Regions from separate parts of the Homo sapiens genome. Here region 1 is linked to region 2. The links are chromatin contacts, found by Hi-C or POLR2A ChIA-PET in ENCODE. All regions are on one chromosome and are shown on one strand. Each heading gives the region's core, a stretch centred on a gene start or an enhancer-like site at or near the end of the contact. The rest is flanking DNA. Distances are from core to core; before and after follow the strand shown. Region 1 holds the start of DUSP18 (dual specificity phosphatase 18). Region 2 holds the start of TBC1D10A (TBC1 domain family member 10A).

The links. A loop is a pair of places that touch in the nucleus more often than their neighbours do. ChIA-PET counts read pairs that join two places held with the same protein, here RNA polymerase II (POLR2A). Pooled maps may share reads with other maps.
Region 1: a map with no recorded cell type shows a loop between it and region 2 (9-fold over the local background). The contact joins the promoter of DUSP18 here to the promoter of TBC1D10A in region 2. A Hi-C loop is called at or near these places in 2 of 37 single-sample maps with no recorded cell type and 2 of 50 pooled maps. POLR2A ChIA-PET finds 5 or more read pairs at or near these places in 2 of 52 experiments (IMR-90 and naive thymus-derived CD4-positive, alpha-beta T cell).

Annotation. Positions count from the first base shown.
Region 1 is chr22:30,665,085-30,669,399 of GRCh38, forward strand. DUSP18 (dual specificity phosphatase 18) reads right to left here and starts at 2,791. Exons shown (of 2, transcript NM_152511.5): 1 at 2,378-2,791. It also overlaps a transcript of SLC35E4 not described here. RefSeq lists an enhancer at 2,889-3,278.
Region 2 is chr22:30,324,903-30,328,930 of GRCh38, forward strand. TBC1D10A (TBC1 domain family member 10A) reads right to left here and starts at 2,039. Exons shown (of 9, transcript NM_031937.3): 1 at 1,771-2,039. The coding sequence starts at 1,979. RefSeq lists an enhancer at 446-1,395 and silencers at 1,612-1,661, 1,962-2,291.

The DNA.
Region 1 (4,315 bases), core at 1,541-4,040, 340 kb after region 2:
GACTCTCGGACCCTCACTTTCTCAGTCTTAAACAAAGCTGCAAAAACCAGGACATCTTTATACATTCCGCTGAAATAGGGACATTTGGATTTAGATCACACCTTTCAAGGCCAAGTGGCAGTCTTCACCAGGCACGAGAAATGAGGAGCCAAAGTTTTGTTTCCCTGCTTAATATATTTCAGTGGCTATCCACTGTGAGGATAAGATGGAGCCACTTAGTTTGGCTGTCAAGGCCATTTGTGACCTGGCTCCTGCCTGTCTCTCCAGCCTCTTATTAGGCTTCTCCATGCTCTGAAGGGCCTCAGGTGAACCGAGCCACTTACAGTTCCTTAGGGACAACCTGTCCTCTCCAGCCAGTGGCCTTTGCCCCTGCTGATCTCTCAGTCTCTTTCCTTATGAACCCATCAGATCCTGATCTGGTCCATTCAGCAGAGGACTGCAGAAGTCTGAGGAGCCTTAAGATATCAACTTAAAGGTAACTGTTTTAAGGGAAATCTCCTTAGATCACACCCCTCCCTCACGTTTGACCAACTCTGCTCCAGGCTTTCTTAGCCCTATGTTCTCTCCTTCCTAACACTTACTGAAGACGTAGTTTTGCTCCGATCTGTCTGATTATTTGATTAATGTCTGTCTCCCCAAGAGACTGTGAGCCCTTTAGGGATATGATGGTGTCTGTCTTCACTCCCACTCTATCACCAACTAGTGCCAAGCGCTGTGTCCCCACAAGTAGGTGCTTGATAAATATTTGTTGAATGAAGAAATGACTCCCAACAGCTATGACTCTGCCTTCTGAGAGGTTTTCTGGAAAGAATGAGTTCTCTGGCAGCGTGTCTCCAGAATTCCAGGGAGGGGCTGGGTGGGGATGGGGGTGGTTCTGAGGCTACTAAAGAGAAAGACCAAAGGTTGTATAGGCAAATCCTACCTGCCAATGCCCCAGACTCAAATGCATCAGGCTCATTCCCGGAAGGACAGAGAGGGCTGGCTTGCTACAGAGGTGATATGAAGGGCAAAGAAAAAGCCTCCTGAACCCAGATGGAAGTCTAAATGCTAAGGAATGTTCTGGATCCTCGTCATCAGAAAATCCATAGAGAAGTGAACTGATGTCCCCCCAAACCAGTGCCCAGTGGGTAACGGGAATAGAGGAATGTGCTGTTCATTATAGCCACTAAAAGTCTGCAGAAGTGACAATGCTCTTGCAGGTGAGGGTAGTGATGCGAGGAGTCATTTTCATGCTAGTTAAGAAATATCTATCAGGGCTGGGCACGGTGGCTTAAGCCTATAATCCCAGCACTTTGGAAGGCCGAGGCGGGCAGATCACCTGAGGTCAGGAGTTCAAGACCAGCCTGACCAACATGGTGAAACCCCCGTCTCTACTAAAAATACAAAAATTAGCCAGGCGTGGTGGCATGGGCCTGTAGTCCCAGCTACTCAGGAGGCTGAGACGGGAGAATTGCTTGAACCCGGGAGGCGGAGGCTGCAGTGAGCCAAGATCGTGCCACTGCACTCCAGCCTGGGAGACAGCGTGAGACTCCATCTCAAAAAAAAAAAAAAAAAAAAAAAAAGCAATCTCTATCAGGCACTGTATTAGGTGTTGGAGATACTGAAATGTACAAGACAGGCATGGCCCCTTTTCTCAGGGAGCTCAAAGACTAGTGGGAGAAACAGATAGTAAACAGGCAATTACAGGCAGACAGAGCTTGAAAATAGGATAACAGTACCTACCTTAAAAGGATGTTGTGAAATTAAACGAGATAATCCACGTAAAGAGTTTTCTCAGGGCTTGGCATAGAGTAAGCCCTCTCAAAATGATAACTATTTTTCTCGCTTCTGATAGGGAAGTTAAAATGCAGGGCTCTGTGAAAGGGAAGTGTAAAAAAGATTTCTTCCAGGTCGGAGCCTAGGGAGTCGCAAAGACCACCTGAAGAAATCACAAAAGATCTAAAGAACGTTTAGCTTGAGAGGGAGGAGGAGAAAAAAATAGCAACTCGGTAGCAGTTCAGCTTCACCACTTTACAGCCTATGAAGTATTTGGCTTCCCTCATCTGGTTCGATCTTCAAAGCAACCTAATCAGACCGGCGTCTAGAGTTAATATTTCCATTTTACAAAAGAGGAAAGTGAGACACAGCGCGGAAAAGGACTTGTTCAGAACGAGTCATAAAGCAAAGAAGCCGACCTTTATGGTCCATTATGTGTGGGAAAAATGAACAAACACCGCGGGGCGTTCGTGAAATACTAAGTTATAAACATGGAACAAAGTCCAAGAGTTAACGAGAGCGAAGCATCACTTCTAGGGGTGGGCCGGGTAGGTTTCCTAGGGGAGCTGGCATTGGAATAGGCTTCTTCGCCTGCTTAGTGTCAGGACCCCCAGGGTTTTACCTCTCTCCTTCAGGCGGGTGGGCGGGTTCGCTCAGGAAGTAGCCGCTTGGGGAAGCCTTAGGCAAGGTTCTTCGGGAGAGAGACCCGTCATGATCCCGCAGCCTCAATCCCCGCTGGCCTAACGCTTTGGTTTCCATAGCAATGGGCTCGTCGCAGAAAGGAATAGCCTGTGCCGGGTCTTCAGAGAAATCCTGGCCTCGGCTCCACGCCCCTGAGCAGCCCCACCCTGGCTCAACCTGTTACCCGCCCTGCCGGCAAGCCGGGGTCACTGCAGTCCCCGTGGCGAAGCAGGGTCAGCTCAGCTCACCGCACCCCACTCCATCCAGCCCTGCCCATCTCTACGGCAACGGGCCGGGTCGCACCAGGGCTGCAGCCGAGAGACAGTCTCACCGCTTCCGTAGCCGCCCGGGCTCTGTGCGCATGTGCGACACTCCCTCCCCGGCCCCGCCCCCTTATGCGTCTCCCAGGCAACGCGCCGCGCGGGGCTCCAGGTTCCGCCCAGGGACTAACTCCAGGTCTGCGCGCGTCCAACGAGCACGGCTCTCAACCGGCCTCCTGGCGCCCAACGACCATGGCTTCCAACCGGCCTCCGTGCGCCCAACGACCATGACTCCCAACCGGCCTCCAGTTTCCAACTGTTTCTCGAACAGGGAAGCCGCCATGACACAGCTGACTACGCCCTTGGTCACAGGGGACCTGAGATCCTCCACGATTTACGGGACCGGCGCCACCTCGGGCTCGAACCACCCTCTCGATAGGGCCGCCGCTAAGTAATCGGCGTAGGGGTTCAGCCGCACATCTCCTTCCCGCGCCGCGGACCGAGCAGTCGTTGGTGCTCTTCAGGTGCGGCCTGGGTGCCCAGAGCCTTCGTTAGACTCTCGGACCCGCAAGGGAGCCCGAACTCTTTCAGACTCGCTCTCCCTCAGCCGGACCTCGGCCCTTTTTCACACCCCAGGGGAGTCTGGATTTCTCATAGTCCTGGGCACCAGCCCCTTCCCAGTCTAGCTCTTGGGACTCCCTGAAGCCGGAACTCCCTCGCCTGGACTCCCGGGAGAACCTGGAATCCCCATCTCCAGTCCACATTTTCTCAGAATCTGTCCTAGCCCTTCAGTCTCCCAGGCATGACATCGTGTGGTCCCAGCGCCCTAGGTGGTGAGCTGTGACTCTCCTTAGAGCCTGGCGAGGCCGAGGTCCTCCCCAGCTCGAACCCATCCCACACTCCCCTTCTCAGCCTCTGTGTTCCCCAGTGGTCCTGGAAAAGCCCCCAGTTCCCTCTGCCTGGCCCCAATCCTCACAAACCCAATTACCCACGCTCCTTTCCATTCCATAACCCCCATCACTGCATCCTCCAGGCTCCCATCCATGGAGGACTTGAGGTGGAAAGCAATTTGGTTCAAAATAACCATTATTTATTACTTGAAAGGGAATATTTCCAGTCGTTGCCAGCCTCCTCCCCTTCTAGTATTGGTAAATTTTTTGCACCACTGAGTGGGTGAAGAGTTTTATGCGTCTTTAAATGTTTTAAGGATTTTTTTAAAAAAACAAAAAACTCTCAGGATTTGGGGGACTTTTGTGTTTGAGCATCTTGATCTCTAAACCAGCTTTTTCCATCACCTCACACCTAGGCTATGCATAGAGGTCAGAAAAATGTAAATGAGAGATTGAGAAGTTGGATTGTTCATACTAGTTTGTAAATATGAAAACATTCACAACACTCCAGTTCCAAATAGGCTGAAAATGCATTAGAAAAACTAGTCCTTCAATATTTTTTATCCTTCTACAGTTGTCTTTTTTGACCCAATTATAAAAGTAGTGTACACTTATAGAAAAATGAGGACAGGCATGGTGGCTCACGCTTGTATTCCCACCACTTCACTTTGAAACGCTGAGGCAGTTGGATCACCTGAGCTCAGGAGTTCGAGACCAGCCTGGGCAACA
Region 2 (4,028 bases), core at 789-3,288:
TCTGGTTGATTGCCTGATAAGCATGTAGTAGGAACTCTCATGCCCTAGCATTCTCCCACAAATCTGAGCTCTTCCTTCCAAGGTCCCATAAATGCAACTGGGAACTCCTTTCCTAGATCTCAAGACCACACACCTCCCTGGGTCCTAATCCCAGGTGACTGCTCCTCAATTCAAAACACTCCAGGTCCCCACTAAGTTCTCACAAGTGAATCCCTGGGGAACTGTGACAAAGCATCAGTCAGGGTGAGGGTTCAGAATGAGGGGTGCTCTCTCTGAGTCCTGGACTAAACCTAGCCTGCTGTGAGCCAGTAGGGAGATACTGGAGGAGACAGATCCAGTGGGTGAGAGGGAACTCCCCTTAGGGGAGGGGCCTGGATTTCTCCAAGGAAGAAGGAGGCCTGGTGAATAAGAGGCTTTAGGGCTGGGGAAAATCCCGGAAGTGACAGGGGTTCTTAGACAGTTAAAGCGCTTCCATAAGTCATGAGAGAGTCTGGGGTGACCTTGGACAATCTCAATTGGTCAGAGAAAGGGAGAAAGGATATTCTCTGGAGTAGGGTCATGGCAGGGCCCCAGGAGCTCCTACTGGTGATTGGGATGGAAAGCACACATCAGGAGGGAGTCTTGTCAGTTCTGTGCACAACACTGGTCTCACGTGACAGGACAGCTGGGATGGGAGTGGGGTATGGAGTCCATCTTTCCTAAGGGGACCGCCAGCCTGTACACATGATCTCTGAGGCCTGGGCTCGGGGGATTCTGTGGGGCAACATGGGGCCCAGCTTGGAGGCAAGGTGCTGTTCCACTGCCCCACATTTCTCTGTCTGCTAGCTGGGTGTCTGGGTGCTCTCGGGATAGGACATCGGGGGGTGCTAATATGAGCAGGGACCCTGCTGTCTCCCTGCCTGCCCCCGTCCCACGCCCAAGATCTGCCCTTGGGAGGAGGCGCATACATACACAGGACATACACAGAGCCCATCTACTGGCTCCTGTGGCTGCTGGAGCTGATGGTCTGTCCTAGTGGTGGGGCTCCCTGTCGCCCTGTACGTGCTGGGAAGGGGGAGTACCTGCCCACCTGTTGCCAGTGCCAGTGGAGGAAGCTGTGTATGAGCGGATAGGGGGCCCTTCTCCGACCCTTCCATGAGGAGAAGGGACTGTCTGTCCCAGGATGGAGCTGAGGGGAGGGAGGTGACCAATGTCTGTCCATCCAGAGGTCTGTATGCCTCGAGGAAAGGGTCAGTCTGTCCTGGGAAGGGGTGGGGGCGGGGCAGTCAGTCCTGAAGTCGGTCTGAGGTCTCCTGGTGTGGGGGCAGTGAGGCGGGGAGACAAGGGCGTCTGTGGGTTTGTGGGAGGGGGAAAGATGGAGAATGAGTGTCTATGGAGGGGGGCGCCAGCCATCTGGGAGCCTGTCGGGGTGGCAGAAACAATCATCCCTAAGGTCTTGGCGGCAGGGGTGGGTTTGGGGCAGTCTGTCATTCTGTTCCACGGCTGGAAGGAGGGCACAGTCGGTCCTTCCTGGGAGCGGGTCAGTCTGTCCGGAGGGTGGAGGTGGCGGGTGGAGGTGTGGGCCCGTCCGCCCCCTGGGTCGGAAGTAGGACTGCGAAGGGGGCGGGTCTAGGAAGGCAGGGGTGGTGGGGGTGGGGCAGGGGAGGGAACGGGGATTAGTGGTCCCTGCCTGGGAGGGGGACGTGTCGGCAAGTCCCGAGGGCGCCTCCGTCCGTGTCGAGGCCCCTCGCGTGGGTGGCGCGCTCAGTCCCGACCCCCGGCGCTACTCACGCGCCCTCGGCGCCCTGCGAGCCCACGATGAAGCCGAACTTGTCGATGCGGCGCTCGGCGAAGCCGTTGGCCTCCGAGTCAGACCCGAGAGAGCTGAGTTCGTCGGTGGTTGCGGCGTCGGGGCCCTGGGCCAGGCTCTCCCGGGTTCCCGACAGGCTTTCCCCGGCCGCGGGCGCGCGCGGCCCATTCTCTCCGTTGCTCTTCGCCATCCCAGCCGCGCCCGCCGCCTGAGCTCCAGCGGCCACCTCAGCCGCCCTGCTGCCGCCGACGCCCCGCCCACGCGCGGCGCCTATTGGCCGCCGCAAGGCCGGGGGGCGGGGCTCCAGGCCCACCCCGGAGCTCTCCCCCCACGCCCAATGGGCGCCGCGGACCCCGGGCCCCGCCCACCCTCCCCCGGCGGGCGCCAACAAGCCCGAAGTGAGGGGGCGGGGCAGCCGTCACCGCAGCCCTCCCCGCCCTCCTCCGGGCTGCCAATCACAAGAACTCACCTGGACGAGCTCGGGCCTTTCCGGGTTGGCTCCAAGCGGGGCCTGTCACCTACTGCAGAGCGCGAGCCGGAGGCCCAGGGCTTCCTCCATGGATTCCTCATCTGCCTCCTGAGCCCCGCTCCCTGCGAGACCCCAAGGACGTGGTAGGGATTGTTTGCCCCATTCATTTATGAGGAACTCTGAGGAGGCCCAAGTGAGTTCAGGGACGCAGAGCGGCTTAAAGGCCCAGCCTGAGCCAGAAGTCTGGCAGTCCCATTGCACTCACTGCTTCTGGGGCTTTAAATTACCTCGTGAGACCTAATTATTAATAATCACCAGCGTTTACTGAGCCACGCACGCCCGAAGCTCTACCTACTTTCTCCTGTAGTCTTTTCCCCAGCAGTTTTATGGAACATAAACATACCATAAATTCACGTTTAAAGTGTACAATGATTTTTAGCATATTTACAGAGTTGTGCAGCCATCACAACATTCTAATTTTAGAACATTTTCATCACCCCAAAAAGAAACTCCTACCAATTAGCAGTCACTCCGCATCCTGGCTCCCCCAGTCCCTGGCAACCACTAATCTGCTTCCTGTTTCTATAGATGTCCCTTTTCTGGATATTTCATATAAATGGAATTATACAATATATGGCCTTTTATGTCTGGATTCTTTCTCTTGAACATTTTCAAGTTTCATCCACATTGTAGCATGTATCAGTGCTTCTGGATTCACATCTGCCCCAGGTATGTCTGACTCCACCCCTCCCTTTCCTGGGATAGGCCCACACCGCCATGAAAGACCTATACTGCCCCTCCTGGGAGCTGGGACTATACCAGATTTTGTTTTTCCATTCATCAGTGATGGTCATTCGCGTGTTTCTAGTTTTTAGCCATTATGAATAATGCTGCTCTGACCATTCAGGTACAAGCTTTTGTGTGGGGGCCTTATGTTTACATTTCTCTTGGATAGATAAGGAAGAGTGGAATTGCTGGGTCATATGGCAACTGTTTAACCTTTCGAGGAACTGGCAAACTGTTTTCCAAATTGGTTGCAACATGTCTTGTAATCTCTTAGCAATGAGGTATACACCATTATTAGTCCCATTTTACAGTTAAGGAGACTGAGGTAAAGTCAGTTGCCTAAGGTCCCAGAATTAGCTGTGAATATAGCCAGGATTCGAACTTAGCTCTTACCAACTGCCTATATTTGGAGGGATGGGCCGATTTTATCTATATGGGCTTAGCCCCAAGCAGCTGATTTCTGACCCTAGAGATTGTCAACTCTTGGATCTATAATATAATGATAGCTCCTCGCTTATGTCTAGTACTTTATGGTTTACAAGTCACAGTATATTGTCATCTGACACTCCCTGCAGACCTGTGGGAGAGACAGGCCTAGAGAGGGGAAGGGACTGGAAGACTCAGACCTGGCTGCAGGGCCTGGGACAGACTATTCAGGGCCCCAAGGCAAGCCCCAAGAGGGGGTCTTGAGCCTTGAGTGATTTCACCTTGATGCCATGTGGCCTGGACATTCTTGATGGCGTCATTGTACAATCCTCACATTCCATGAGCTTCTGGCTTTCCATAAACAAGGCAAGAACAGACATGGGAGTGGGCACAGGCTATTTTGGTCTTAAACCCTCAGTCTAGGAGGATGTTCCTTCTCTTCAGTGACTCCAGACAGTGGTGGGCTCCTGGTCCCAGCTCCCAGGAGGGGCGGTATGGGTCTTTCATGGTGGTATGGGCCTATCCCAGGAAAGGGAGGGGGAGGAGCCAGACATACCT